Regions from separate parts of the Homo sapiens genome. Here region 2 is linked to region 1. The links are chromatin loops, found by intact Hi-C in ENCODE. Cell type or tissue: GM12878. All regions are shown on one strand. Links, peaks and the distances in the headings refer to the core of each region. The heading gives the core; the rest is flanking DNA. Region 1 overlaps OR52N2 (olfactory receptor family 52 subfamily N member 2). Region 2 overlaps TRIM22 (tripartite motif containing 22).

Region 1 (16,416 bases), core at 4,839-12,838:
ATTTATACGTGAAATCTAAAAAAGTTCATAATATATTATAAAATGAGTGCTATAAAAATTTACAATATAATCACACTTTTTAAAAAATGTCACATTAAGATCTTTATTCCCTTTGCCTAGTTGGCTCCTTCTCTACTTTCAAGTGGCAATTTGAATGTTCTTTTCTCAATAATGAGTTTTCTACCCACCTTGTCTAAGTTAGAGCCCTTGTGATAGGCTTTCATTACATCTACCACATAGCAGACAATTATCCTGGTATTTGAGACACTTCAGTAAGCAAATCAGGTAAAGATCCCTGTCTTTGTGGTGCTAGGTGCTAATAATCTTTTTTTTTTATTATTTTTCTCCTTTTTTTTTTTTTTGTGAGACAATCTCACTCTGTTGCCTAGGCTGGAGTGCAGTGGCACAGTCTTGGCTCGTTGCAACCTCTGCCTCCCAAGTTCAAGTGATTCTCATGCCTCAGCCTCCCAAGAAGCTAGGTGTATTAGTCGGTTTTCATACTGCTGATAAAAATATACCTGAGACTGGGCAATTTACAAAAGAAAGAGGTTTAATGGACTTACAGTTCCACATGGTTGGGGAGGCCTCACAATCATGGCGGAAGGTGAAAGGCATGTCCAACACGGTGGCAGACAAGAGAAGAGGGCTTGTGCAGGGAAACTCCCATTTTTAAAACCATCAGACCTCCTGAGACTTATTCACTATCATGAGAACAGCACAGAAAGGACCCACCCCCATGGTTCAATTACCTCCCTCCAGGTTCCTCCCATGTAGGAATTGTGGAAGTTACAATTCACGATGAGATTTGAGTGGGGACACAGCCAAGCCATATCATTCTGACCCTGACCCCTCCTAAATCTCATGTCCTCACATTTCAAAACCAGTCATGCCTTCCCAACAGTCCCCCAAAGTCTTAACTCATTTCAGCATTAACTCAAAAGTCCACAGTCCAAAATCTCACCTGAGACAAGGCAAGTCCCTTCCACCTATGAGCCAGTAAAATCAAAACCAAGTTAGTTACTTCCTAGATACAATGCGGGTACCGGCATTGGGTAAATACAGCCATTCCAAATGGGAGAAATTGGCCAAAACAAAGGGGCTACAGGCCCCATGCAATTCCAAAAGCCAGCAGGGCAGTCAAATCTTAAATCTCCAAAATGATCTCCTTTGACTCCTTGCCTCACATCCAGGTCATGCTGATGCAAGAGGTAGATTCACATGGTCTTGGGCAGCTCTGCCCCTGTGGCTTTGCAGGGTGTAGGCCCCCTCCTGGCTGTTTTCATGGGCCAGCATTGAGTGTCTGCAGCTTTTCCCGGTGCACAGTGCAAGCTGTTGGTGGATCTACCATTCTGGGGGATCTGGAGGACTGTGGCCCTCTTCTCACAGCTCCACTAGGCAGTGCCCCAGTAGGGACTCTGTGTGGTGGCTCCAACCCCACATTTCCCTTCCACACTGCCATAGCAGAGCTTCTCCATGAGGACCCCACCCATGCAGCAAATTTCTGCCTGGACATCCAGGCATCCTCTGAAATCTAGATGGAGGTTCCCAAACCTCAGTTCTTGACTTCTGTACACCCACAGTCTCAACACCATGTGGAAACTGCCAAGGCTTGGGGATTCCACCCTCTGAAGAAACAGCCCAAGCCGTACCTTGGCCTCTTTTAGTCATGGGTGGAGCAGCTGGGATACAGACACCAAATCCCTAGACTGCACACAGCAAAGGGACCCTGGGCATGTCCCATGAAACCATTTTTTTCTTCCTAAACCTCCCAGCCTGTGATGGGAAGGGCTGCTTCAAAGGTCTCTGACATGCCCTGGAGACATTTTCCCCATTGTCTTGGTGATTAACATTTGGCTCCTCGTTACTCATGCAAATTTCTGCAGCCAGCTTGAATTTCTCCTCAGAAAATGAGTTTTTCTTTTTTTATCTCATTATCAGGCTGCAAATTTTCTGAACTTTTATGCTCTGTTTCCTTTTTAAAACTGAATGCGTTTAACAGCACCCAAGTCACATCTTGAATTTTTTGCTCCTTAGAAATTTCTTCTGCCAGATACCCTAAATCATCTCTCTGGTTCAAAGTTTTATAAATCTCTAGGGCAGGGGCCAAATGCTGTGTCTCTTTGCTAAAACATAACAAGAGTCACCTTTGCTCCAGTTTCCAACAAGTTTCTCATCTCCATCTGAGAGCCCCACAGCCTGGATTTCACTGTCCATATCATTATCAGCATTTTGGTCAAAGCCATGCAACAAGCCTCTAGGGAGTTCCAAACTTCCCACATTTTTCTGTCTTTTTCTGAGCCCTCCAAACTGTTCCAACCTCTGCCTGTTACCCAGTTCCAAAGTTGCTTCTACATTTTCAGGTATCTTTTCAGCAGCACTCCACTGTTCTGGTACCAGTTCACTGTATTAGTCTGCTTTCATGCTGCTGATAAAGACATACTTGAGACTGGGCAATTTACAAAAGAAAGAGGTTTAATGGACTCACAGCTCCACGTGGCTGGGGAGGCCTCACAATCATGGTGGAAGGTGAAATGCATGTCTCACCTGGTGGCAAACAAGAGAAGAGAGCTTGTGCAGGGAAACTTCCATTTTTACAACCATCAAATCTCCTGAGACATACTCACGATCATGAGAACAGCATGGGAAAGATCCACCCCCATGATTCAAGTACCTCTCACCAGGTTCCTCCCATGACATGTGGGAATTGTGGAAGTTACAATTTAAGATGAGATTTCCAGAGGGACACAGCCAAACCATATCACTGGGATTAGAGGCATGTGCCACCATGCCCAGCTAATTTTTGTATTTTTAGTAGAGACTAAAATACATGTTGGCCAGGCTGGTCTTGAACTCTGGCCTCAAGTGATCCACCCACCTCGGCCTCCCAAAGTGCTGGGATTACAGGCACGAACCAGTGTCCCTGGCCTTGTGGTACTAATAATTTAAAGAGCATGATTGGAGAGGACATCCAATAACAGTTAACATAATAAATATATAAAATTTTATAATGATTTAGAAATGAATGTGCTCTATAAAAATATGAGAGTAAGAAAAACTTGGGAGCACTAGGTACACTTTTAAATATGGTGTTCAAGGTATAAATCTTTGATGTGGTCATCACTGAGCAAGAAATTATGCTTCTGTTCATAGCGGGAAGAAACTCAGAGGTTGCAATATAAAGTATTTAACTCCTCTAATTTGTCTTCGTGGCTTTTGTAGAAGTCATTTGTTAGGATGAGTTAGAAAATGCAGAAATGTTTAGTCTTATGACTATGTACATTTGTGTAATACCATGTGGCACTTTCAGAATTTGATGTTAACAGTGGAGGGTGTCCAGGTTCTTGGCGTCTTGAACAAAGAATTGGACAAAATGCACAAACAAAGCAAGGAAGGCATGAAGGGATTTATTGAAAATGAAGGTACACTCCACAGTGTAGAAGCAGCCTGAGCATAGAGGCTCAAAGGCCCTGTTACAGAGTTTTTGTGAGTTTAAATACCCACTAGTTGGGGTACACTGTATGTAAATGAAGAGGATCAAGTAAAGTTACAAAGTCATTTACTCAGTGTATGCCCTATGGAGAGGGTATTTCCTCTATAGCTGAAGTGTGGATCAGCCTTATGTTCCCTGCCTCCAGACCCTATCTTCCTGCCTCAATGGCAGCCCTTCATATTCTAATAAGCCATTTTCTGAAAAAAAATCTGTCACTTTGTCCAGTGCCGGGCCATCACTGGAGGACTTTATACCATCCCAATCATAAAGTGCATACTACAAATTCTTTAAATTTTTAAATTCCTTGTAGAAATGGTCCAGTGTATTATAGTCATTAAAATTAAAGACACTGGAACCAGACTGCCTGGGTTTAAATTCAAGACCTACCACTCGCTGATTATATGACTTTCATTAACTTATTAACCTCTCTGTGGCTCAGAGAGATTATCTTATCTGTAAGTTTGCTTATCTGTAAACTGGACATAAAATAGTACCATCCTTACAGTTGGTTTTAGGATTAAATGAGAATGCAATACAGTAATACATTTCTGGAAAATAAATGCTATGTACTTTTTGTTGTTATTGTTGTTGCTATTATCTTGAAACTGTGTGTGTGTGTGTATGTGTGTGTGTGTGTTTGTGTGTGTGAGAACAGTTAACACTTTGAAAGTAAGTAAGTATGGAGGAAGACATAAGGGATCTCTACACAGGAATGCCTTGAGTTCTGAAAAGAACCTGGGTTGGTGCATGAAAAAGCAAGTAAAAACTAAGAAAATGAGTTTTAGTGGAAGAAAGAAGAAAGTTGGGGAGGAAAAAACAGAGGGAGACAGGATTTAAGAGGCAGTGGTTATGGCGGAGATGTGAGCAGTCCAGAAGGGTAACGAATGGGGCAACAGCTGCTTAAAGTTGAAGGGTGATTCTAATATACTTAGTATCTCTCAGATGAAGAGCAATGTGGGGCATGCCTGAAGTTGTGACAAGACTCACAAAGCACTTCCTGATAGGACCTCTGTCTACCTTTCTAGTCACATTTTTTACTCCTCACCCTTTCTCTTTTACCTCTGAATATACAAAAACCTTTGTGAACCTAAACTTGCTATTCTTTGTTCAGCCTTAATATTAGAGCTAGGTTGTTTATTTTTTTCCAAATAATTTCCATCTGCTTTTCCTTGTAGGACACTTATACATATAATTCGAGATTGACCCTATATACTATTTTCCCTGTAAAATCTTTACTCACTACCTCCAATAGATATTGATGATCATGCTCTCAGGATTCATGAGTTTTGTGAACATCTGTGATGTACAATTACCTTGTTATCATTTTATAATGATTCCATTGCATTTTATATCCTCTACTAGACAAGGAATTAGCTAGTGTTTTTGTTTTCATTTACATTTCTCAGCGTGGAGTAGGCACATGGAGTCAGGCACATGATTGTACCCAGAAAAACTTGTTGGCTGACATTGATAGTATGTTTGTGAGAACTCAGTGAAAACTTGCCCATGGCTGGGCATAGTGGCTCACACCTGTAATCCCAGCACCTTGGGGTGCCAAGGCAGGCGAATCTCCTGAGCTCAGGAGTTCAAGACCAGCCTGAGCAACATAGTGAAACCCTGTTTCTACCAAAAATACAAAAAAATTAGCTGGGCATGGTGGGGCATGCCTGTGTCACAACTACTCAGGAGGCTGAGGTGGGAGGATCACTTGAGTCCAGAAGGCAGAGGTTGCAGTGAGCCGAGATGATGCCACTGCAGCCTAACCTGAGTGACAGAGTGAGACCCCATCTCAAAAAAAAAAAAGAAAAGAAAGCTTGTCCACACAAAACTGATACTGCACTGTGCACTGCCTGTACAACTGGAAAGATTTATCCTCAAACTATGATTTTCATAATGAATCAGAGTTGAAACTAATAGCTCATAAAAATAACTAAAATTTATTGAATGGTTAGTATACATCAGAGATTGTGCTACAAGCTTTTTTTGCATCAGAGCATTTAATTAGAAGAAACATCTCTGTGATACATTTTCTTTTTCACATTTGGAAGAAAATATGGAAGTCAAAATTTAGAGAGATTATGTAGCCTGTCCAACTCTAGTGGCTAGAAATTAAAAGACAGAGGACTTAACACTTGAGATGAATTGAATCTGAAACTGATGTTATATTTCCCCCAATTCTTTCCTACAAACTTTTTATTTCCTTCACACTGCATTCATTTTTTCTCTCTCCCCTTTCTTTTATATGTATTTCTTCTCACACATCCCTGGCTACAGTCCAGATTCTGAGTATCTTGAAACCAGGAACCGTATCATCTGCCTCCCTCTCAATAAATCTAAGATATGACTAATAATATTGCTTAAATTAGTGTTTCAAAAAATGAATTGATGAGTGAATGAATAAATAAATTATAATATATACTAATAGCTTAATGGTTTGCCTGCTTGGTCAATAACATGACAATTATATTTTCAGATCCATTTTATAATTTATTTATTTATTTTATTTTTACTTTAGATTCAGAGTGTACATGTGTAGGTTTGTTACAAGGTTATATTACATGATGCTGAAGTTTGGGCTTCTGTAGATTTTTTCACCCAGATAGTGAATGTAGTATCCAACAGAAAGCTTTTCAGTGTTTATTCTTCCCGCTCCTTTCGAAGAACCTGGAGTCTATTGTTCCCATTTAGATCCATTTTAAATGGAGACCCTAAACTGATGACTTGGGAAAAACAGAACCCTTGGACATTCTTCTGTGAATTATAGGGTATTTTAACACATATTTTGCTGACAATTAAAATGGGGAGATTTCATAGAACATATAAATCTAGCTTGTCTTTAAAAAATACTGAAAAATAGTGAACACTGGACCCACGTTTCTCTATGTCTCTACAGCCTCCCCACTTACACGCAACGCAGGGATTGTCAGCAGGTCTGCTGTCCTTATTTTACTACCTTTCTGGTCTCACAAACATGTGAGTCTATAAACGCTTAGGAAAAGCATCAACTCTTTAAGTAATGGGTATATTACTTCTTTATTTTGCATTCTCTGCTTTGGCAGATCCTTGCCCCCACTCCCAACACACACAAATTCAAGAACTTGCAGAGACTTCAGAAAATTGACATATTATGGTGACTTACAAATTTATGTCTTTATTTTGATTTTTTATTTCTATTTTTATTTTAGGTACACGTGCAAGTTTGTTACATGGGTAAATTACATGTCATGATTTTAATACCATTTTATTCACATCTTTTATGAAATTTTGTCTCCATTATTTTCTCACCACCTGAAACAATATGTCTATTCTATGTTTCATTTGTCATAGGTAAAACTAACCTTGTCTCCAAGTAAAAATTTAATTACACCTTCCTGAATCTGCTTGGTCTTGACTCCATAAACAATTGGGTTCATGGTAGGAGGCAGTAGCAGATAAAGGTTGGCCACGATGATGTGTATGTGGTTTGGGATATTGTGTCCTACAAAACGATGAGTGAAAAAAGTGAAAAAAGCAGCAACATAGGTGATCACAATGGAACACATGTGAGATGTGCAGGTGCTGAAGGCTTTGTGACGAGCATCTGCTGATGACAGGCTCATAACAGCCTGCAAAATCATAGTGTAAGATACAGAGATACAGCAGATATCAAACACACCAATCAGGAGAGCAACCATCAGACCATAAATAGCATTGACCTTGAAATTGCCACAGGATACCTTGGCCACAGACATATGGTCACAGTAGGTGTGGGGGATGAAGTTCCCCCGGCAATAGGGCAGGCGCTTGGTGAGGAGAGTGAATGGGATGATGAGCATCACATTCCTCAAGAAGGTGGCAAGACCAGCCTTGGCGATGACAGGGTTGGTAAGGATGGTGGCATAGCGTAAGGGGTAGCAGATGGCCACATAGCGGTCCAGGGCCATGAGCATGAGCACCCCAGACTCCATCCCTGTCAGCATATGGACAAAAAACATCTGGGCCAGGCAGGCGTTAAAGTCAATCTCCTTGAGGTTGAACCAGAATATGCACAGCATATTAGGTACCATGGTGGTGCACAAGGTGACATCAGTGAAGGAGAGCAGGGCCAGGAAGTAGTACATGGGCCGGTGCAGGGCCTCCTCATGGCTGATGAGGCAGATGAGCCCACAGTTCCCCACGACAGCAATGATGTACATAAAGCAGAATGGCAGGGAGATCCAGATGTGTGTGGCTTCCAGCCCAGGAACGCCATTCAAGATAAAGAATCCTGGGGTCAGGCTGGAGCTGTTGTCCCCAGACATGATGGCTGACAGGAGGAGAGCATTTTATACTCTTTAGCAGCCATTGCTTTCTGCCTAGGAGAGGGAGAGGGAGAGTTAGAGACGAGATAAGAGGTACTGGTTTGGACAAAGTGAACCTCAAGTGCCATGTACATTCACCTTACATTGATAACCAGAAATTCTTTCTTCCAACTATAGCAAGAAAGACTTTGAACTACAGTGTCCAAAGTCACTAAGCAGTACAGTCTTACCACTACTCAATGTGCCATTGCAAACTTTGATTAACTATCCTCACTTACCACACCTCTCCCCAGCACAACTCTTATACTGTACTACATTCTGATAACAAATTGTGAGTTAGGCTGTAACTGTCTTCCTCCTTCAATAAGTCCATTTCTATTCTGTGCTCTCAGAATCTTCCCATTCTAATTGTACCTGAGTCTTGTCACTGAAATCACATGGGTATAATTACAGCATCACCCTAATATGACCAGTTCTTATCAGTAGCTTAACTTTCCGTTTTTAACAATATCTCAAATATTAGCACTTTTCCCCTGCCTTGATAACAAAAAATGCTTGTATTCTATATATAAGATGTCAGTAATGTCCCACATAACTTACTCAAGATAATACATAGTAGATAATAAAATATATGTGAATGAGTGAATACATGAGTTAAGAATTTGGTATGTCTGATACTCAAACTCTATCTGATGTCAAAATCATGTTTTTCTATACCATGGAATTTGAAAGGAAGTTCTTGACAAGAAACAGGAAGATATTTACAATTCTAAATCATTAACAAGTTTTACGTAAGTTTAGTAGTGATTTTGCTAAAGATCTAAATTCAATTAGGTATAAAATTTGGCTTCTCTATCTTTTCACAAGTTCCCTATCCATTCTCAATACTAAATTTACACTCAAAAAGCCCTTGAAGTTCTGGGATTATTGACTGTTTGTACTGCTTTAATTTAGTATTATTTTTGTTATAACTGAAAGGAAGTCAATTAAAAAATAGCACCACATCTTTGGATTGCTATTTCTTGATGGAGCAGTAGAAAGAATTGAATAGTATTTGAAGGAATTTATAGCTTCAGGGGTGTTTGAAGAAAGTTGAAGTGTCCTAATTATTCAATTTTTTTTTTATTCGGAATAAAACCCTAATCCTTAAGTTCTGTAGTAGACCCCATGGAGCAAAGCCAATGCCAAACATTCCTCACTATCTAGCAGAAATAGATATACATTTGCAGTGTGATGGCATGGATTACATGGTTGTGAATCCACAAGGCTTAGAGTTCTGTGACCGAAACATTCTAGAAATCACTGCAGTTGTCATGTCCACTGGCTAGAGTACATGGAAATTTCCAATGATGGAGGGAAATGTAAAGCAACCACATGTTTCAGAAGCTCGTGATCTCTGAATACTACCTGACTGGATCTCATATAAATAATCCCTTCTTATAAGGAAGTTCTCACAGTACCTCTCCAGAATGTCACTGTTTCAAGAAACCATCATTTTATGTTCTTAGACAAGACAAACTTAAAGATTAAAATTTCTAGTGTCTACCATCTTTTATGTGTACACCACATTGAAATGAATGGAATGAAAAGAAAATAAGATTAAGTCCAGTGGAAGCCACCCAGAAAGAAAAAGAGCCATTACCTCTTAAGAAGTGAAAGAGAAAGTAAAAAACATTGCCCCTTACTGCTATTACTTTTTAAAACTGTTTCAGTGTATCAGGCTGTTGCATTCTTTGCCAAAAATGTCTTTACCCTTTCCTAAAATAGGGATTTATGAAAATTGACCAATCTCACCTCAGTGCTAGGCACAATCAAATCTCTGTGCATGGCTGAGAATCTTTAGGAGTTGTTTGAAATCTAGGATGACATCTTCTTACATAAAATTTTTTGTTTCCCTGGGGAATTTCCAACAAGATGCCCCAGGCTGATTTAGTCTCCACAATTAGGTGTCTCCGTGGGTTCTGTTTAAAAGAGAGTGAACTTTGGGCCTGCTGGTAATAGATGTATATTTAGCAGCTTTTGAGTAGAGAAAGTTTAATGCCTTTTCCCAAGTGGGAAATATGGTCACCAAGTCTGGTCATGAAAAACATAATTTTTTAAAACTTTTTTTTTCCTCTTACAACAAGAGAAGTATGTCTTTAATATAGAAAATTTGGAAACTATGGAAAAGTATAATAAAGAGTTGAAAATCACTTGTAATTCTAAAACAGAGGAATAAGCCCTCTAAAAAGTTTTCTGTGCTTAATTCAATCACTTTATAATTATTATGTATAATATTCCGATATTTCAAAAAAGTAAATTGCAGATGATATGGAGTTGTATACATTGTTTCTATCTCCAGCTAGTATTATTTTGTGCACATTTCATCATGACATTGTATATGCTTTGAATTAAAAAGTTTAATAGCTAGACCTTCTTTCCATCCAATAGCTGTACCAAATTTAATCATGTGTTTTATTACTCTTGAATATTTGTTTCCAAATTTTTCTATCAAATATAATTCCTCAATGAATATCTTAATCCACTCTGTATGCATTTCTGATTTTTCTTCTCTACCGATAGATAGAAATGTTATTGAAGTTTATGGGCTCAAAAGGCATGCACAATTTTAATTGTGTTGATAAACGTTAGAAAAAATCATTTCAATAAAATCTGTGGTGATGTTCATTTCCATGCAAAGCGACTGAACCATGCCCCCAAGAATACTATTATATACCTTCTTTCCCAAGCTTCACTAGTGCAAATACTGTCTCACTTGTATTTTAAATTGAATTAAAATTAACTTCACTAGTAGTAAGTATGTCACTTTTTTCAAGCGTTCTTGGTCAACTTTTTTTGTATATTTATTAGTCATCCACCTCCTTGTCCATCTTCATTGGAGGTGTTAGTGTTTATTCATTGCATGATAAGCACTTTCAAAATGAAAATTATCAACCCATTGTCTGTTGTATTTGCAAACTTTTTTTTCAAGGTAGTATTGGTTTTAAATTTTATATTATAGTGGAAAGTAATTGTATATTTTGACCTTTCTTCCTTTTTACTAAAAAACCCCACAAAACACAATTTTTCTATACTTAAACTCTTTTGTATGAAATGATATGAAGTAGAAAATAGTCATAACATTCCCATAAACTCACATTTCACCTTAATCCACTTCTGAAGTAAATGCTATTAAAACCTAAAGTCTGATGTATGTATTTCCAGAAATTTCTTTTATAAGTATTTAAAAAATTAATGTATTCCTTTTGTTGTTTTGTTTAGCTTTCAGCATTAGCAATATTACATACAGGTGTATAAAGATTCCTGCGACTCCTTGGAAACAAAACTTTCATTTAAATGAAAAATTTAGTTGTGTTTATAAAACAATAGAATACACACAAAATTATTTTGTCAAAATTTAAATTAATGCAGCTATTACAAAAATACATATATGAGTTTCAGTGTAAACTCTTCTCTTTTAGATCTAAAAATGTAGAAAAATGAGAATTGGTATGAAACATTGGTTGGATTTAGATCAGGAGGTCAGGCGCAGTGGCTCACACCTATAATCCCAGCACTTTGGGGGGCCCAAGAGTTTGAGACCTGCCTGGACAATATGGTGAAACCCGTCTCCACTAAAAATACAAAGATTAGCCAGGCGTGGTAGTGCAAGCCTGTAGTCCCAGCAACTCGGGAGGCTGAGATGGGAGGGTCGCTTGAGCCTGGGAGGCAGAGGTTGCAGTGAGCTGAGATAACTCTACTGCACTCCAGCCTGGGTGACAGAGTGAGACCGTGTCTCTCAAAAAAAGAAGATTTAGATCAGGCTTCCTAAATTGGAGACCATACATGGCCTCCGCACTGTTTACACTCAACTGCATGAAGACCTCCTATGCAGTTCTTTAAAAAGAAAGTTCATAGGGTGCCCTATAATTTATCACTTTGCTCATAAATATTTGTATTGTGTTTGGTTTAGTTATTGACATGCCCGATTCATTCTTTTTGTAGTGTAGTAAAATATACATAACAAAGTTTGCCATCTTAATCATGTTCAGGTATATACAGTTCAGTGGCATTAAATACATTCATCATGTTTTGCAGCCATCACCACTCTCCATCTCCAGAACTCTTTTCATCCTGTCAAACTGAAACTCTACACCCATTAAACAATAACTCTCCATTTGCCCTCCCACCAGCCTCTGGCAACCACTATTCTTTCTGCTGTCTAATGATTTTGACCTTTCTAGGTACTTTATATAAATGGAATCATATGATATTTGTCTTTTTGTGACAGGCATATTTTATTTAGCATAATGTCCTAAGTTTCATCTATGTGGTAGCAGATGTCAGAATGTTCTTCCTTTTTAAGTCTGAGTAATATTGCATTATATGTACAGGTATATACACACATACATATATATATACATATATAATGTATATATACACACGTATATACACACATGTATATACACACATACACATACATACTACATTTTGCTTATCCATTATTCATTCATCCATTGATGGGCAATTAGATTGTTCTTATATCTTGGTTACTGTGAATAATGCTGCAATGAACGTGTGACTGCAGACACCTCTTCAACATACTGATTTCAATTCTCCTGGGGATCTCACGCAATAGTGAGATTGCTGAATCATATGCTATTTTTAGTTTTAATTTTTTGAGGAACTACCATACTGTTTTCCACCGCAGCTGTAGCATTTTACATTTTTGCCAAAAGGGCACAAGTGTCCAATTTCTCTACATTCTCACTGACATTTATTATTTTCTGTTTATTTTTATAGTAGCCATCCTAATTGGTGTAAGGTGGTTTTTTATTGTAGTTTTAATTTGCAGTTCCCTAATGATTACTGATGTCCAGTGTCTTTTATGTGTTTATTATCCATTTGTATATCTTCTTTGGAGAAATGTCTATTCTAATCCTTTGCCCATTTCTTATTAAGCTGTTTGTTGTTGTTGTTGAGGTTTAGGAGCTCTATATATATTTTGGATATTAATACCTATCAGATATATAATTTATAAATATTTTCTTCTGGTCTGTGGGTTGCCTTTTTACTTTGTTTATAGAATCTTTTGATGCACAATTTAAAAACAAATTTCATAAAGTCTAATTTATCTGTTTTTTTCTTTTGTTTCCTGTGCCTGTGCCTTTAGTGTCATTTCCAAGAAATCATTACCAAATCCAATGTCATAAAATTTTTTCTCTTTGTTTTCTTCCAAGAGTTTCATAATTTTAGGTTTTATTTTTACGTCTTTGATCCATTTTGAGTTAATATTTGGACATGCTGTTATGTAACAGTCCAACTTCATTTCTGTACATGTAGATACCCAGTTTTCTCAGCACTATTTATTGTAAAGAATGTCCTTTCAACATTGAATGATATTGACACTCTTGTCAAAAGTAACTTTACCACATATGTGAGGGTTCACTCTGGGCTCTCTGTTCTACTTCATTGGTCTGCAGTTCTGACTTTGTGCTAGTGCCACACTGTTTTGGTTTACTGTCACTTTGTCATAAGTTTTGAAATCAGAAATGTGAGTCCTCCAGCTTTTCTCTTTGTTCAAGATTGCTTTGGCTATGTAGGGTCCCTTGAGATTTCATATGAATTGTAGAATGGATTTTTCTATTTCTGCAAAATTAATTATTGGGATTTTGATAGGGATTTTACTAAATCTGTAGATTACTTTGGGTTGTACTGACATCCTAACAATACTATCGTCCACCCCTTGAACATGGCATGTATTTCCATTTATTAATGTCTTCTTTAATTTATTTCGGCAATATTTTACAGTTTTAATTATATAAGTTTCTTGCTTTTGCATTAATAACAAACAATCTGAAAGGAAATTAGGAAAATAATTTAATTTACAATGGAATTAAAAATAAAATATAATTTTATTATGTATTTTGTATTTTCTTATGTATTTTATTATTTTATGTGCTATTGTGAATTGTTTTTTCTAAATTTCTTTTCAGATTGTTGTTAACGTATAAAAAGGCAACTGATTTTTGCATTCTGACTTCGTATCTTGTTACCTTGCTCATTTATTATTTTAACAAGTTTTGTGGAATCTTTAGGGTTTTCTACATAGTAGATCATTTCAACGGTGAACAAAGATAATTTTACTTCTTCTTTTTCAATTGAGAGGCCTTTTATTTCTTGTCCTTGCCTAATTGCTCTGGCTAGGACTTTCAGTACTATGTTGAATAGAAGTGGTGAAAGAGGATACCTATGTCTTGTCTAATTTCAGAGGAAAAGCTTTCAACTTTTCACCACTGAGTATGATGTTAGCTGTGGGCTTCTGATACTTGTGTTGAGGTACACTTCTTTAATATCTAACTTGATAAAAGTTTTCATCATGAAAGGAGGTTGAATTGTGTCAAATGCTTTTTCTGCATTTATTGAAATGATCATATATTTTTGTCATTCATTCTGTTAATGAGGTGTGTTGCATTTATTGATTTGTGTGTGTTGAAACATCCTTGTATTCCGGTGATAAAGCCCAAGTGATCATGGTGAATGATCCTTTTACTGTGCTGTTGATTCGGTTCACTAGAATTTGTTGAGGATTTTTGCATCTGTTTAACAGGATATTGGCCTATTGTTTTCTTTTTTGTTGTCCTTGTCTGGCGGATGTCAATGTAATGCTGGCTTATTAAAATGAGTTTGGAAGTATTCCCTTCTCTTTCACTTTTTGGAAGAATTTGAAAATACTTGGTATTAATTCCCCTTTAAATGTTCGGTAGAATTCAGCAGTGAAGCCTCCATGTCCTGGATTTTTTTTATTTTTTTTGATGGGAGATTTTTTATTACTGATTCAATTGTTTTACTTATCTTTGGTTTGTTTAGATATTCTATTTCTTTATGATTTAGTATTGGTAAGTTGTAAGTGCAGTTCAGGTCCAATGTTTCCTTATTGACTTTCTGTAAGTTGTAAGTGCCAAGGAATTTATCCATTTCTTGTAAGTTATCCAGTTTGTTGGCATATAATTGTTTGTAGTAGTCTCTTATGACCCTTTGGATTTCTTTGGATTCAGTTGTAATGCCTCTTTTTTCATTTCTAATTTTATTTCATTTGAATCTTTTTACTTTTTTTTTATAATTTCTATTTCATTTATTTCTGATCTGATCTTTATCATTACCTGCCTTCTAATTACATGGGTTAAGCTTTTTCTAGTTCCTTGAAATATAACATTAGATTATTTATTTGAGATCTTTATTATTTTTTTGATGTAGGTGTTTCTTGCTATGAACTTTCCTTGTAGAACTGCTTTCATAGCATCTCATGAGATTTCCTTTGTTGTGCTTACATCTCCATTAGTACCAATATATTATTTAGTTTCCCCTTTTATTTAATTTTTGATCCATTGGTTTTTCAGGAGTGTAATTTTCATGTATTTGTAAATTTTTCAAACTTCCTCTTATTATTGGCTTCTAGTTTTATATAATTGTGATAGAAAAATATATTTGATATGATTTCAGTCTTTAAATTTTTATTTAAAATTTAAATTTTTTAAGACTTGTTTTCCAGCCTAAAATATAACTGATTTGGTCTGAAGTATAGTTCAAGTCCAGTGTTTCCTTGTTGATTATCTATCTGGGTGATCTTTTCATTGTTGAAAATGCGGTGTTGACATCCCCTACTATTATTTTATTGCAGTCTATCTCTCCCTTCAGCTCTATTAATATTTTCTTTATATATTTAGGTGCTGTGATATTACAGACATATATATTTACAATGGTTAATGTGCTTGATTAATTGCCCTCTGTATCAATATATAATTACCTTTACACTATTTTAAATTTTTGTTTTTCCTCATTTCTTTTTTTTTTTTTTTTTTGAGATGGAGTCTCGCTCTGTCACACAGGCTGGAGTGCAGTGGCAGGATCTCGGCTCACTGCAAGCTCCGCCTCCTGGGTTCACGCCATTCTCCTGCCTCAGCCTCCTGAGTAGCTGGGACTATAGGCGCCCGCCACCATGCCCAGCTAATTTTTTGTATTTTTTAGTAGATACAGGGTTTCACCGTGTTAGCCAGGATGGTCTAGATCTCCTGACCTCGTGATCCGCCTGCCTCGGCCTCCCAAAGTGCTGGGATTACAGGTGTGAGCCACCTTGCCCGACCCTCCTCATTTCTTCTCAAAGTAAAAAACAGGATACGTGTGCAGAATGTGCAGGTTTGTCACATAGGTATACGTGTGCCATGGTGGTTTGCTGTACCTATTGACCCATCCTTTAAGTTCCCTCCCCTCAACCCCCAACCCCCAACAGGCCTTGGTGTGTGTTGTTTCCCTCTCTATGTCCATGTGTTCTCATTGTTCAATTCCCACTTATGAGTGAGAACATGCAGTGTTTGATTTTCTGTTCCTGCCTTAACAGTTTTTGATTTAAATGCTATTTTAGCCAATATACATATAGCTACTTCTGAACTCTTTTGCCTTATATTTGCCCAAAATATCTTTTTCCATTCCTTTGCTTTCAACCTGTGTGTGTGTCTTTAGAGGTGAAGTGATGCCCTCACAGGCAGCAAATAGTTGGGTCTTCTATTTTTAATTCATTCAGCAAATCTATGTCTTCTGATTGAAGAATTTAATCATTTTGCTTTCAAGGTAATTATTGATAAGTAAGGACTTACTACAGCCATTTTG
Region 2 (9,011 bases), core at 1-8,000, 120 kb after region 1:
CTGACAAAACCAACTAAAACTGGTTTAAATTTTTAAAAAACAAATTCAAGGGGTCAAGTATAATTTTACTCATAGCTACATCTTTAAACTAAAATCTTGCCATCAGAATCTGGTTTTTCTTCTAAAAATTATATTTCATACCTATTATATTGACTTATTTTCAGATTAATTATGGCATCAGCTTGACTCTCCTGGTTTAAATTATTATCCCTGATATGATACCCATCAGAAAAGACAACGGCTCTTTTTACTCATGACAGTAAAATTCTAAGGCATGCAAACCATCGACTCCAATTGAGTCAAGTATATATCTTAAAATAATTACTGTAAAGTTGGTAAAAATATAAGAGTTGGATATAATGATTTGCCAGAACTGAGTAACATATACATGCCTAATGCTACTAATTTTGTCTACTTTAACCAACTGCAGGGAATGAGGCAGGGTAGGGATGGTTCCTCAAAAGTTATTATAAAGAAACAATCAAAAGGAATAGAGGTTAGACAGACAAACAAATATTGTCCTCTATGGTCCATTCCTCAGCTGTCTGCCACGTCTTCAGCCTTATTACCAAACTGTTTGCAAAAAATGGCACATTCCTCAGCTCTCTGCCACCTCTTCACCCTTATTACCAAACTGTTTGTGAAACAGGGCACAATATAATACAATGGCTACAATAACATTAAAAATAGATAACTTATACCATATAACCACTATAACTAAAAATAAATCAAAGACCTAAAGATATAAAACTCCTAGAAGAAAAGGGGAAAATTGCATGACATTGGATTTGGTAGTGATTTGTTGGCTATGATACAAAAAGTAAAGGCAATGTGAGAAAAAAATAAATAAACAGATCTTTACCAAAATGAAACTTTAAAAAAATCACTTTTAAGTTATGAAGAACACTATGAAGAGAGCGAAAAGGCAATCTACAGAATGGGAAAGCATATTTACAAATTATATGTCTGATAAGGTATTAATATCCAGAATCTATAAATGACTCCTAAAATTCAACAAGAAAATCAACATCCATTCAGATAAAACCTCTCAACAAACTGATAATAAAAGAGAACATCCTAAAAACTGATAAGAAACATGTATAAGTAGTATACAACTAATAACATAATTAATAGTGAAAGTCTGAATTACTTCCTCCTAAAATCAAGAAAAAGACTAGCGTGTGTGGTTTCACCACTAAGGTCAACATTGTATTGGAAGTTTTATCAAGTGCAATAAAGAAAAAAAAAGAAAGATAAAGAAGAAAAGAGTAAAAATAAAAAGAAATAAGACATCTAGCATGAAAGAGAAGTAAAACTATATTTGGTTTGGTAGAATGATTTATTTTCCTTTGGGTATATACCCAGCAGGGGGATTGCTGGGTCTAACAGTAGCTCTGTTTTAAGTTCTTTTAGAAACCTCCAGACTGCTTTCTACAATGGCTGAAATAATTTACATTTCTACCAACAGAGTACATGTTCCCATTACTCTGTAGCCTCACTAGCATCTGTTAATTTTTGACTTTATAATAATAGCCATTCTGACTGTTGTGAGATGGTATCTCGTTGTGGTTTTGATTTGCATTTCTCAGGTTATTAGCAATGATGAGCATTTTTTCATATGTTTGTTGGCCACCTGTATGTCTTCTTTGGATAAATGTCTGTTCATGACTTTTGCCCATTTTTAATGGGGTTCTTTGTTTTCTTGCTTGTAGCAAAGACATGGAATCAACCCAGGTATCCATCAATAGTAGACTGGATAAACAAAATGTGGTACATATACACCATGGAATACTACATAGTCATAAAAAAAATAAAATTTCCGGGCGCGGTGGCTCATGCCTGTAGTCCCAGCACTTTGGGAGGCTGAGGTGGGCGGATCACGAGGTCAGGAGATCGAGACTGTCCTGGCTAACAAGGTGAAACCCCGTCTCTACTAAAAATACAAAAAATTAGCCGGGCGTGGTTGCAGGCGCCTGTAGTCCCAGCTACTCGGGAGGATGCAGCAGGAGAATGGCCTGAACCCGGGAAGCAGAGCTTGCAGTGAGCCAAGATTGCGCCACTGCTCTCCAGCCTGGGTGACAGAGCAAGACTCCATCTCAAAAAAAAAAAGAAAAAAAAAGAATAAAATTATGTCCTTTGCAACAACATGGATGCAGCTGGAGGCCATAATCCTAAGCAAATTAACACGGGAACTGAAAATCAAGCACTGCATGTTCTCACTTATAAGTGGAAGCTAACTATTGAGCATACGTGGACATAAATATGGAAATAATAGACACTACAGACTACACTAGGGGAGGGAGGAGGGTGTGTGAGTTGAAAAACTACTGATTGGGTAATATGCTCATTACCTGGGTGATGGGATCTGTATCCCAAACCTCAGCATCACCCAATATTCCCATGTAACAAACCTGCACATATACTCCCTGTATCTAAAATAAAAGTTGCAGTTTTAAAATTAACTATATTTATTTACAGACAGCATGATTCAGTATGTAAATGATCTCAAAGAATATACACACACAAACACACAACTACTAAAACTAGTAAAAGTTCAGCATGTGGAATAAATATTAAAGTTTTGAAAGAATAACACCCATGACTCAAGAATTTTATATTCAGAAATTTTGTCCCGCAATAATGAAGGAAATACTTTGCCATAAACGTTAAAAGACATTATTCAGGGGGAAGAAGAGTATATGTCTGAAATTCAGATCTTCACAAAGAGAGAAAGAGCACTGAAAAAGAAGTAAAGGTAAATAAAATATTTTGTTTTTCTGATTCTCAACTAATATATAAGATAATGGCTTAAAGTAATAATATCAACAATGTAGTGGGCGATTACAGCTTATGGATAAGTGAAATGAATGACAGCAACGTTACTCAAGATTGAGGATACTCTGCTCTAAGGTACCTGCACTACATGTGAAGGGGTATAGTGTTATTTGTAATTAGACTTAGATTAGTTGTAAATGCATATTGCAAACTCCAGGGAAACCACTAAGCCTTTATATATATATGTATAGTGTTATTTATATTTTTAAAATATATTTTTATATATTTATAAAAAGTTTATATTTTTAAAATATTTTTATATTTCAAATATATTTGTATGTTTGTTTTATATTTATATATATACCTTTAGGCATATTAGTTATATTATTATTAGTTATATTAGTTATATTATTAGGCATATTAGTTATATTTATATATATACCTTTAGGCATATTAGTTATATATTATATATAACTATATATAATATAATATATATTAGTTATGTATACTAGTTATGTATATATAATATATAACTAATATATATTAGTTATGTATATGTAATATATAACTAATATATATTCGTTATGTATATGTAATATATAACTAATATATATTAGTTATGTATATTATATATAACTAATATAGCTATATTTGTGATGTATATTAGTAATATATAACTAATAAGCTAAGAGAGGAAAGAAAATTGAATAATATAAAATAATCAATTGAATAATACAAAATAGTTAAAAGAGGGCAGAAAAAGAGAGGAAGGGAAAAAAAAGCAAAGAGCAAGTACGGTCAATAGAAAACAGTGAAAAATGGTAGGCGTTTTAATTTTCTGGGGTTGCTCTAACAACGTAGCAGCACAAACTGTATGGTTTTTAAACAACCGAGATTTAGTCTCTCACAGTTCTTGAGGCTAGGTTCAAAATCAGGATATTGGTAATGTTGGTCCCTGCTGTAATCTGTTCCACGCTTCCCTATTAGCTTCTGGTGGTTGCTGGTACATTGATTTTGGGCTCTGAGCTTTCAGAACTATGAGACAATTTTTTTGTATGAGGTTTTAAGTTATAAAGTTTGTGACAATTTCTTACAGCAGCCACAGGAAATGATTACCGCTACAGTTGTACCTGAACAGCACACTATATAGCAACTGATTTAAATGGCATTCATAGAATATTCCATCTAAAGGCAAATATCTATTCTTCTCAAGCTCACATTGAAAATTAACCAAGCTATAACACATTCTATACCACAAAATACACGTTAACAAATGTAAACAATTGAACTCATACAAAATGTTTTCTTACGCAACAATAGAATTTAACTAGTAATCAGTAACAGACAGCTGTAATACTCCAAAATATTAAGCAACACTTTAAAAATAGGCTTAGTGGGTTTTATTGGTAAACTGATGAATTCTACCAAAAGTTGGAGAAGGAAATTATTAAAATTCTCCCCAAATTTGTTTCAGAAAATGAAAGGAGATGGACTATTTTGTAACACATTCTATGAGGTCAGCATTACCCTAATCCAGAGCCAAGTAAAGACATTATGAGAAAGGAAAACCAGAAACCAGTATCTCTCATGAACACAGATGCAAAAATTCTCAACAGTACGTTAGTAAAACAAATCCAACAAAATATATATAAAAATTGTGCACCACAAGTAAGTGGGATTTATTCAAGGTATGCAAGCTGGTTCAATCTTTGAAAATTATTAATGTAATCTCCCATATCAATAAAGAAGAAAAATCATATGATTATATCAACTGAGGCAGAAAAGCTATTCGACAAAATTCACACCATTCATGATAAAAAGTCTCAGCAAACTAGGAATAAAGAGGAAGTTTCTCGGCCGGGTGCATCTGAGGTCAGGAGTTCAAAACCAGCCTGCCCAACATGGCAAAACCCTGTCTCTATTAAAAATACAAAAATTAGCTGGATGTGGTGGTGGGCGGCCTGCAGTCCCAGCTGAGGCAGGAGAATCGCTTGAACCCGGGAGGCAGAGTTTGCAGTGAGCCGAAATCGTGCCACTGCACTCCAGTCTGGGTGACAGAACGAGACTGCGTCTCAAAAAAAAGAAAAAAAGAGGAAGTTTCTCAACTTCATTACAAATCTGAAAAAAAAAAAAAAAAAAAAAGACTCCTATAGCTAACATCATACTTATAAGTGAGAGACTGAGTACTTTCCCCCTAAGGTCAGAAAAAAGGAAAGGATATCCCCTCTCACCATCCCTGTTGAACATTGTACTAGAAGTCCTAGCTAGTGTAATAAAACAAGCAAAGACAAATAAAAACTATACAAACTGCTGGCCAGGCGCGGTGGCTCACGCCTTTAATCCTAGCACTTTGGGAGGCCAAGGCGGGCAGATTGCCTGAGCTCAAGAGTTCGAGACCAGCCTGGGCAACACAGTGAATCCCTGTCTTTACTAAAATACAAAAAAAATGTAGCCAGGTGTGGCGGTGTGCGCTAGTCCTGGGAGGCTGAGGCAGGAGAATTATTTGAACCTGAGAGGTGAAGGTTGCAGTGAGGTGAGATTGTGCCACCACATTCTAGCCTGGGTAACAGTAAGAGACTCCGTCTCCAAAAAAATACACCAAAAAAAAAAAACCATACAAACTGCAGAGTATGAAACAATTAACTTTATTCTCAGATGACATGATTCTCCATGTAGAAAATGCCAAAGAATTGACATTAAAAAAAAAACTCTTCTATGACTAATAAGTAATTATAGCAAGGTTGCAATATACAAGATTAAAATACTAAAGTCAGTTTCCTTTCTATGTGCCAGCAATGAAGAATTGAAATTTGAAATAAAAAAAAAATTACAATAGCACCAAAAGTAAAACAGAAAAAACTCTTTAAAAAGGTACAGAATCTACATGTGGAAATAATAAGCTTTTCAGCAGTGTTAGTTATTAGGAAAAAGCAAATCAAAACTGCATTGAGATACCATTATGTTCCCACTAGAAAGGCTGTAACTAAAAAAAAAAAAAAAAAGGAAATAATCAAGTATTAACAAGGATGTGAAGAACCTAGAAACTTTTTATATTGCTTTTTATAAGCTTTTGTATTGTTACTCATATAAAGTGAGTAACAACTTTGGAAAATAGTACGACAACTTAAAACTTATACATAAACAACATACAACACTCTTTTTTTTTTTTTTTTTTTTTTTTTTTTTTTTTTTTTTTGAGACGGAGTCTCGCTCTGTCGCCCAGGCCGGACTGCGGACTGCAGTGGCGCAATCTCGGTTCATTGCAAGCTCCGCTTCCCGGGTTCACGCCATTCTCCTGCCTCAGCCTCCCGAGTAGCTGGGACTACAGGCGCCCGCCACCGCGCCCGGCTAATTTTTTGTATTTTTAGTAGAGACGGGGTTTCACCTTGTTAGCCAGGATGGTCTCGATCTCCTGACCTCATGATCCACCCGCCTCGGCCTCCCAAAGTGCTGGGATTACAGGCGTGAGCCACCGCGCCCGGCCACAACATACAACACTCTTAAAATCTACTCAAGATAAATGAAAACATGTTTGTATGAGGACATGTAAGTGAATGTTTACTGTAGCATTATTCATAATAGTCCCTAACTGGAAAATATTCATATAGCCACCAACTGGTGAATACATAAACATAATATGATATATTCAGATAATGGAATAGTATTAGCAATAAGAGCAAAATGCTGATACATACTGCAATATAAATAAACCTCAAAATATTATGCTAAGTTAAAGATGCCAGATGCAAAAGACTACATGTTTTATAATTCAATTCATATTGAAAGGTCCAGAGAAGCCAATTCTATACAGACAGAAAACAGATAGGCTGCCAGGAGGTGGAGGTAGAAACAGATATTGACTGCAAACAGGCATGAGAAATGTTTTTGATGTGATGGGAAAGTTCTAAAACTGATATGCTCATGGTACAAAGAATCCTCTCCAAGCTCAAATTTTTACACTGCTCTCATAAGTGAATAATAATGGGAATTTCCCTTCCCATTCATACACTTAATGATCTCTGTGACCCCTGAAATGATGGGCATAAAAGGGGCATGCCGGGCCAAAGGAACCATTTCATGTCACCACACAGAAGAAAGCCTAGAGACTGGGAAGGGAAGGAAAATCGGCCTCTGTGTTTTTCCCCTAATCTCTTACGTAGGTGCTCCATCCCAAGTCTTACCTGCAGCATCTCTACTGACGATCCCCTCAACCTCCGCTGGAGATCTGAGATGAGCGTGCTGGCATCCTGCCTCTGCTGGACCAGCTGGTCTGTAGCTGCTGCCAGGTTATCCAGCACATTCACCTCACCTTCCTCCAGCTTTTGCAGCTCTCTCTGCTCCTCATTGTCCAAGATGACTCTCATTTCATTGAACCCTTTCAGAATCTTCTGTCTCTCGATCTGGATATAATTCTTGGGAATGAAAAGAGAAAGAGGCAGTCAGTCTGGCTGGTTGAAGGCCTGCTTTGTATGAGCCTGGGAGACAGGATAAGAACAGTTTTCCTCAGGGAGTTCTCAAAAGGAATAGGAGGCAAAAGCCAATACACAATTTCTGGTGAAGCCATGTTTTTCTACTTTTTAACCTGAGCTCCTCCCAAAGCAATACACTCAAGTCAGTTTTATTGAGGCCTAATCTGAGACAAAATGTGATGCCTGGGTGAGGCTTGGATTGTAGACACCTGTCCTGAACAACTTTGCCTTTCTGTATCTTAAATCCCTCTACCTGGCCTGGCACAGTGGCTCATGCCTGTAATCCCAGCACTTTGGGAGGCTGAGATGGGTGGATCACAAGGTCAGGAGATTGAGACCATCCTGGCTAACATGATGAAACCCCATCTCTACTAAAAATACAAAAAATTAGCTGGGCATGGTGGCACATGCCTGTAGTCCCAGCTACTCGGGAGGCTGAGGCAGGAGAATCGTTTGAACCAGGGAGGCAGAGGTTGCAGTGAGCCAAGATCGCGCCACTACACTCCAGCCTGTATGACAGAGAGAGACTCTGTCTCAAAAAACAAACAAACAAACAAAAAAATCCCCCTACTGAAACCCCCTAAACAGGGAATCCTGGGTCTTTCTCCAGGGTGTTTACTGGAAGGATTGGAGCCTCAAACCTGATGACACAAATGGAACACAGGATTCACAGGAAGCGTTTTCACAGATATTTCCCTCCATGCCTTCACTTCCAAATATAGTGTTGATTTATGATATGTCTACTCTCCAGCCCCTAAACTCCAACAGGGAAGGAGTTAAATTGAGACCTAATCAAATGACTTCTATGCTTGTTAATTCTAGCACAGCAAAGAGGAAGGGGTCTCCTTGTGATAGAGCCCAGGGTCCTGCCCAGATTCCTGTCTAATTATCCCTTAGGAGGTGTCTCCTCCTGCCTTCCAGGCGGTTCTCTCTTGTCTGATGTCATCTTCCAGCTTCTCAGCCTCTTGATCCTCCTTTATCAGCCTCTGCAGGGCTACCTGCAGCTTTTCCTGTAAGAAATAAATTATACCAGAGTAAAGTTATGAGCTTTCTCAGCACCTGAATAGAGGACAGCAAGGAAGAAATTGGATGGCTCTCAGAAGAAACTAGTTTACAGAAACAGTGAGGCTGGTGATTAGAACCTATGGCATGGGGGAAAATCTGAGGAGATGAATGTATTCTTTATTCCTGGATGATGGAAGTCACCATCCTCTTATCAAGAGTAGCCTGATTCTTTTCCTAGAGAAAAAGCAGACCCTGCAGTAAGGAAAGACGTCCTTTCATTGCCACTCTTCCCACATCTAACCAGACGTGTTCCCAAAAATACTGTTCTTCTTGGAGGGGCAATGAAAGCTTATCTTACAAAGCAATTCTCCATTCATTCAACTTTTCCTTGCTAAAAATTTGTACTCTTTTTTAAATAAAACAATGTGCAGCAGTGTCCTTCAGGCATCAGAAACTAAGCAAAGAGTATGGAAAGAGATCACAGGGCTCTCCGTTCTATGGTGACAAGGGGAATAAAGCAGGACAAAAAAAGTGGAGATTTCACATTAGGTACCATCTTCTGCTCTCTGCTCTCTCTTCCTCTATCTTGGAGCCTACCTGACATTCCTTGACCACCTCGTTTATGCGGAATGTTTGGTGACCTTGGTGTTCCTGAGACAGTTCACAAACCCAGCAAATGACTTTTCCATCCTCCTTACAGAAGATCTGGAGTTTTTTTCCATGGTGCTCACAGACATCTCTCTTCTGCCCCTCCTGTGGGCT

What was found. Peaks named below come from ENCODE experiments on the same cell type or tissue, not always from the same donor. Only the 100,000 strongest peaks of a DNase experiment are listed, where the experiment ranks them.
Region 2: a loop joins it to region 1, with 3 times the contacts of the local background. A loop is called at or near these places in 4 of 110 quality-filtered maps.

Annotation. Positions count from the first base shown.
Region 1 is chr11:5,811,690-5,828,105 of GRCh38, reverse strand. It overlaps OR52N2 (olfactory receptor family 52 subfamily N member 2), which reads right to left. Exons shown (of 2, transcript NM_001005174.3): 2 at 6,623-7,824. The coding sequence starts at 7,770. The coding sequence ends at 6,805. Among named protein-coding and RNA genes, the nearest start is that of OR52N2, 11 kb to the right of the region's middle. RefSeq lists an enhancer at 1,536-2,105. In GM12878, for the core only: no CTCF peak of the experiment used is centred there; a DNase peak (open chromatin) is centred at 9,615.
Region 2 is chr11:5,696,491-5,705,501 of GRCh38, reverse strand. It overlaps TRIM22 (tripartite motif containing 22), which reads right to left. Exons shown (of 8, transcript NM_006074.5): 2 at 8,847-9,011; 3 at 8,159-8,254; 4 at 6,957-7,187. Among named protein-coding and RNA genes, the nearest start is that of TRIM22, 11 kb to the right of the region's middle. In GM12878, for the core only: no CTCF peak of the experiment used is centred there; no DNase peak of the experiment used is centred there; H3K4me3 peaks cover 808 bases.